2 separate regions of the Mus musculus genome follow, and region 2 is linked to region 1. The links are chromatin loops, found by intact Hi-C in ENCODE. Cell type or tissue: heart. All regions are shown on one strand. Links, peaks and the distances in the headings refer to the core of each region. The heading gives the core; the rest is flanking DNA.

What was found. A loop is a pair of places that touch in the nucleus more often than their neighbours do. Peaks named below come from ENCODE experiments on the same cell type or tissue, not always from the same donor. Only the 100,000 strongest peaks of a DNase experiment are listed, where the experiment ranks them.
Region 2: a loop joins it to region 1, with 5 times the contacts of the local background. A loop is called at or near these places in 2 of 42 quality-filtered maps.

Annotation. Positions count from the first base shown.
Region 1 is chr2:122,627,595-122,630,505 of GRCm38, reverse strand. No RefSeq gene overlaps it. Among named protein-coding and RNA genes, the nearest start is that of Spata5l1, 1.6 kb to the left of the region's middle. In heart, for the core only: a CTCF peak has its summit at 1,280 (motif pointing right); a DNase peak (open chromatin) is centred at 1,305; H3K4me3 peaks cover 316 bases; H3K27ac peaks cover 405 bases.
Region 2 is chr2:122,701,084-122,703,994 of GRCm38, reverse strand. It overlaps Slc30a4 (solute carrier family 30 (zinc transporter), member 4), which reads left to right and starts at 1,332. Exons shown (of 7, transcript NM_011774.3): 1 at 1,332-1,965. The coding sequence starts at 1,575. It overlaps 4930417H01Rik (a long non-coding RNA gene), which reads right to left and starts at 1,356. Exons shown (of 5, transcript XR_866691.3): 1 at 1,011-1,356. In heart, for the core only: a CTCF peak has its summit at 1,186; a DNase peak (open chromatin) is centred at 1,274; H3K4me3 peaks cover 2,130 bases; H3K27ac peaks cover 1,380 bases.

The DNA.
Region 1 (2,911 bases), core at 123-2,622:
CAATGAAAAGGTCTCCGCTGGCATCTGACAGACATACGGCTGCTCCATTAGGCCATAAGAGTTTTCATTTTGTGAAGTAAAAAGATTTCTTAAGGAAAAAAAGAAAACCCAAACTGCTGACAAGGTGTAACGTGCTTACAGATATAAACAAGGTGTAAATAAAATACCCGCCAAATTAATCATGATACTCGCATCTTATGAAAGATCTTTTATCCTCGTTCCAAAGACTTGGAGCGTCTAGAAATGGGAAAGAAGACATTAATAATAAGACATAATAACCATCTTCAATATGTAAAGGGATGTGTGTGAAAGCTAGCGTGCGTGTGGATAGCTGTGGTAAAGAACTGACCAGGAAACGGAAGTTTAATAGGGTGATCTTAAGAGGTTTTTCTCTGCATATTTTGACCATGGTCGCATGAAAGGTACAGCTGAGAGTCATAACTGATGCCCACTGAGGCAATTAGAGTGAACTTAACCTTTCAGATTTCAGCACTGATTTAAAACAGGGGTAGAGGCTAAGTTAGTGGGGATATGGTGTGGAGGACAGTACATGTTTTTTCGTGTTGCATAAAGAGGCTGATCCCGTTCAGGGCCAAACTATAAAGTTCTCTGACCTTGGCCAAGAAATATACAGCATCCCCACTAAAACAGCCACTCCCCTCCTTGTGTCACAAATATCAGGAAGGGATTGTGTTTCTGGGCCCTCAACTCATTCACACATTCTCAGTAAAACTATAGATTATCTTTCCCAGGCAGCCTTAACCCATCCTGCTCCTCTGAGTCAGACCATTTTCATTGTATTGTTTCAGTCATCCATACATCTGAATTCATCATACTTACAATCTTGCAGGAAACCATTCTAAGCTTGCTGTGATGGTTCATACCTATATCACAACATTTGGGAGACTAAATAAGGATTAGAACAATTTATAGTTCTACCTGGGCTACTTAGTGAGGTCTAGGCAAGCCTAAACTACAGAATGGAGAAAGGTATCGAAAGAAAGAAAGAAAGAAAGAAAGAAAGAGAGAGAGAGAGAGAGAGAGAGAGAGAGAGAGAGAGAGAGAAAGAAAGAAAGAAAGAAAGAAAGAAAGAAAGAAAGAAAGAAAGAAAGAAAGAAAGAAAGAAAGAAAGAAAGAAAGAAAGAAAGAAAGAAAGAAAGAAAAAGAAAACCTTGAAAAGAAAAACATAATAACAGTTCTGTGGTCCTTTTGTTGGTTACAGGACTCCAAATTTGGCAATTTTATGAGCACTATTTAAAGCAACAAACGTGTGCACCACTAGAGGGAGTCCAGAACCAACAAATGAAGGCCGAGGGCCCTTGGCGGACCGGACATTTGCAACCGAAGCTTCCGCTAGATTTTCCTCAGGGTTCACACAGTATGTATTTTTTTTTTTTTTTTTTTTAGTATGTATTCTTATAATATTGTCAAGCTATTCTAACAAAGTACCACACGCTATTCAGGTTATAATAAGCAATAGCAAATTATATTTTTCCATTAAAAAATAGTGTGTATGATGAGAGAGAGAGATTATGTAGGTGCACATGAAGTCCAGAGGCATTGGATCCCGTGGAGCTACAGTTATAGATGTTTGTAAATCACTCCATGTGGGTGTTGGGAGCTAAACTCAGTTTCTCGGACTCTTAACTCTTAACTCTCCAGCCCCTTTACAGATTTTATTTATCTCATTTTATGTGTATGTGCTTTGCCTTCATGTACATAATTGCATGACTTGCATTCAGAGCTTTACTTCTTACAGTTTTGGAAGCTTAGAAAACGAAGATGTAGATGCTGGCTGACTCAGGACAAGTGAGGGCTACTTCCTACTTCATGTGCTTTTGCACTCTCTCCTTAGATAGTGGGAGGAAGCATCTAACTCTCACAGGTCACTTTATAATGACATTTTCATGGCTGTTCTTCATTGTCACTTCTGGGAAGAAGGAACTTTAACTGGGAAAAAGGAATCGCCTCAATCAGACTGGCCCATGGGCATCTCTGTGGGGCATTTTCTTGATTGCTAATTGATAGAGGAGGACCCATTCCACTATAGGCAGTGCTGTCCCTAGCAGGTGGGTTTGGACTCTATAAGAGAGGTAGTTAAGCAAGCCAGGAAGCAGCATTCCTCTGTGAGCTCTGCTTCGGGTTCTACCTCTAGGTTCCTGCCTTGAGTTCTTGTCCTGGCTTCCTGTCAGGAGCCATCAAGGAAAGGCTAAGTTTTCTGGAGATATACCACTTTGTATAGCTATGATGGGTAAGCTCTAAATTGCAAGGGCCTTCAGAGATATTTATCCCAGGATTGCTTCATGCTAGTGGTATGCCTTTTCTTGTCAATATTGCATAGCCTAATGATTCCTGGGCATCAGCCTACCCTATTGGGCAAAATTCCTTCAGATCAACATGAAGGTGAACTTTCATGAATTAATGCTGTTTAGATGGATTAATGAGGCTATAGAATTTCTGATTTGATTCAAATAATTTTAGGAAGAAAGTTTTAGGAGATGGTTCTAGTTGTTTTGCCAGAAAGATATAGTAAAGTTAGAATCAAGAATAGAATGTGCTCACTCCTCAGAGAATAGTAAGTAAAGGCTGCATGATAAAAAATACATTGCACTTCCACAATTACACTAAAAAGAGAAATGGGCTTGGGTCAGATTTATGACCAAGGAAAAGCATTCATTCTAGGTCAGGTCCAAGGATGAAGCCACAAGTCTGCACTATAATAGAGTGAGGCCATGGGAAACTGTGGTGTTGAAATAACGAGTTTATAGAATGAAGCACTGCTTTGAACTTAATATGGACATCCTTCTGTAACTCCTCTTTTGTGTAAACATTTTATCTATGAGGTAATTTTCTAAAGGACTTTTGTCTAAGAAGAGCTAAGAAGGCCAGAGAGAAGGAATAAAGTGTGACA
Region 2 (2,911 bases), core at 177-2,676, 73 kb before region 1:
GAGTGAAAGAACAGAACGCACAAAGGCAGTCCTCCTCAGCACAGCGCGCTGGAAATGTCCCCAAACAACCCATCCTTTTATTTCAACTATTCTTGAAACATTCACATCCCTCCTACCTTGAGGCTGCATTTAAGAGACTCCGATGACACTCCTGAAACATTGTAGGCAGTTAAATGGGACATTAAAAACAACAGAACAATCTACTCCTAAGATATTTGGAGCCGAGGAATGTAATGGCTCGTAAGCTGTCTCCCTTTGGCTATTACCATCGTGTCCTGATTGATGAAATTCTAGGCAATAGCCTTCCCTTCCTGATCTCGGGACCATGGAGGGTCTAATTTGCTTTCATGACTGCAGCTCTGGGGGAAAACTTAGGACTGAGGGATCACTCTGGAATACAGAAGTAGCCAGGGCTTTCTTTTCGCACCGGATTCTAAGGTGTCAACAGAATCGTTAAAATTGCCTCGTGTGATTTTTTTCATTGTATTTTTGTGACCTGAAATTTTGGTAAGATATAAAAACTTTTTAAAATATTGTCTTTGTAAACCCTGGGGAAGTAGGAGCTTGCAGGACACCACAGGCAAGATGCAGGTGTAGCCCCGTGTCTAACTTGCATGAGCCCCTGGATTAGATCCTAAGGATCTCAAAAGGAAAGAAAGGTGGAAGCCAAGGATTTACACTTTAAAATGAATTCTACCAACAGTGTTGCCTTTAATCTTGCTTCTTGAGGACATTTGAGAATGTGATGAAACATAGGGAAAGTAAGCTCACACAATTGTGCCCAAGGAGCGTAGCAGTGAACACAGAAGGAAGACACATATTTGCTGAGAAACAGGAAACTTTAAAGCAAGCCATAGAACTACTGACCATCCTAGTCTTGTCCTAGCCTTTTGACCAAGATAATCGGCAATTTTTTGCCGATTGGGTAGAAGAAAAGCTACCAGGATTCCCACTTGGTAAGAAAGCACTAAAGGACATTTTCCACGGACCATCCATAACCAAGATCGGACCTGAGATTCCCGAGACCCATCTCCAGTGGAGGGAATTCAGAGCAGTGACACCCAGCTCCGGGGGGACCTTCCCGCGGCACACCCGGGGGCTCAGAGCGCACAAGACCTCAGAGCCCGAGAGGCGGGGCCGGGAGGGCGGGGGCAGGGGGCGACGCGCGACCACGCCCCCTCGGCGCGCCCCCAAGCGGCGGCCTGCGTGCCCGCGCCGACCCCTCCCCTCGCGCCTCGCGGGCGCACGCGCCGCCTCGTTCAGGGGCCGGAGGAGGCCGGGCCTGTCAGACCCCGCGGCCGGCCTCCCAGCGGCACGGGGCGGGCGGGTGCAGTGGCTGGGGCTCGGCCTCGGTCCCTGGCCCGGGTCGCAGTAGCGCGAGCTCCGGGCGGGGATGCGCGGCGGCGTCGGCCCGCAGGTAGCCGAGCACCGCCGAGTCCGGAGCTGGCGCGCGGCCGGGGCGCGGCGACAGGAGCGGGGTCTCGTTCTCCTCACGATGGGCAGGGACGCGCCGCGCTGCCCTGAGGAGCCCGAGCGCCGGTGAAGGCGGAGTCGCCGGCCGCCCCTCCGCTGCCATGGCCGGCCCCGGCGCGTGGAAGCGCCTCAAATCCCTGCTGAGGAAAGACGACACGCCGCTGTTCTTAAATGACACCAGCGCCTTCGACTTCTCGGACGAGGTGAGCGACGAGGGGCTTTCGCGCTTTAATAAACTTCGAGTCGTGGTGGCCGACGATGACTCGGAAGCCCCGGAAAGGCCTGTGAACGGGGCGCACCCGGCCCTCCAGGCCGACGATGACTCCTTATTGGACCAGGACTTACCTTTAACCAACAGTCAGCTGAGTTTGAAAATGGACCCCTGTGACAACTGCAGCAAGCGACGCGAGTTGCTGAAGCAGAGGAAGGTGAAGACCAGGCTGACCATCGCTGCCGTCCTCTACTTGCTTTTCATGATCGGAGAGCTTGTAGGTGAGTTGTGTCGCCGACTCGCTTGCCTTTGACTTTGTCCAGCTGTTAGCTACGCCGGAGTTGAGGTGGAAACTTTGTTTTCAGGAAGTTTGCTGAGTATCTAGACTTTCGTGGGTCCATAGGAAAGGGACACGGGATTCCAAAGTGCGGTTCCCGTGAGCGCCCACTGAGAGCTTGCAGGTATATCTTGTAACTCCCATAAACAGTGCCTTTTACTGTAGGGTTTAGGGTGTTATCTTGACTGTATATCATGTAACTTCTCCTTTTACAGATTCTGATAAAATGCCAGGTTTATCTTTCAACGTCTAAAATAATTCTGACATGGATTAGAATCAGAATTTTATAGTACTAAGGGATGTTACTGAACACCATTCTGTTTTCTCACACAGAAGTTCTGAAGGGATTAGATTATGAGGAATCTTATTGGGAAAAGAGAGAGCCATCCACAGTACCAGACTTTCCTCTCTGTCTACATTTTGGTTATTTGATGCTTATTTATGCCGCTTCCTTTTGAGCTTATAGCCAAGGGCTTTACAAAACTCTATACAGCCAACTAATTAAAAGTTCATTATTAAAAGGAGTATCTACAGTTTGCTAGAGGTCTCCCCGGCAGCTGCAGAAGCTAGGGTTTTTTTTTTTCTCCTTTTTTAACTGATTTCAGATAATTTCTCACTCTAAGGTTCTTGCTTTAGACCTTATTTTTACTGTCGCATTAGTTTATAGTCGTCCTTTGATATCCAAGGTGGGTTGCTTCCAGGAGTCCTCTCTAGAACCTGAATCTCAGGTTGCCTCATCCAGTGACGCCTTATGTAAAGATCCCTTACGTAAAGCGAAGCAGTTATTTGCATATAACCTACATATATGTCCTTCTGTACTTTAAAGCCTTTGGAAATCATTTTGACTACAAAATACAAATTTGATGCTGTATTTAAGTAGTTGTTATCCT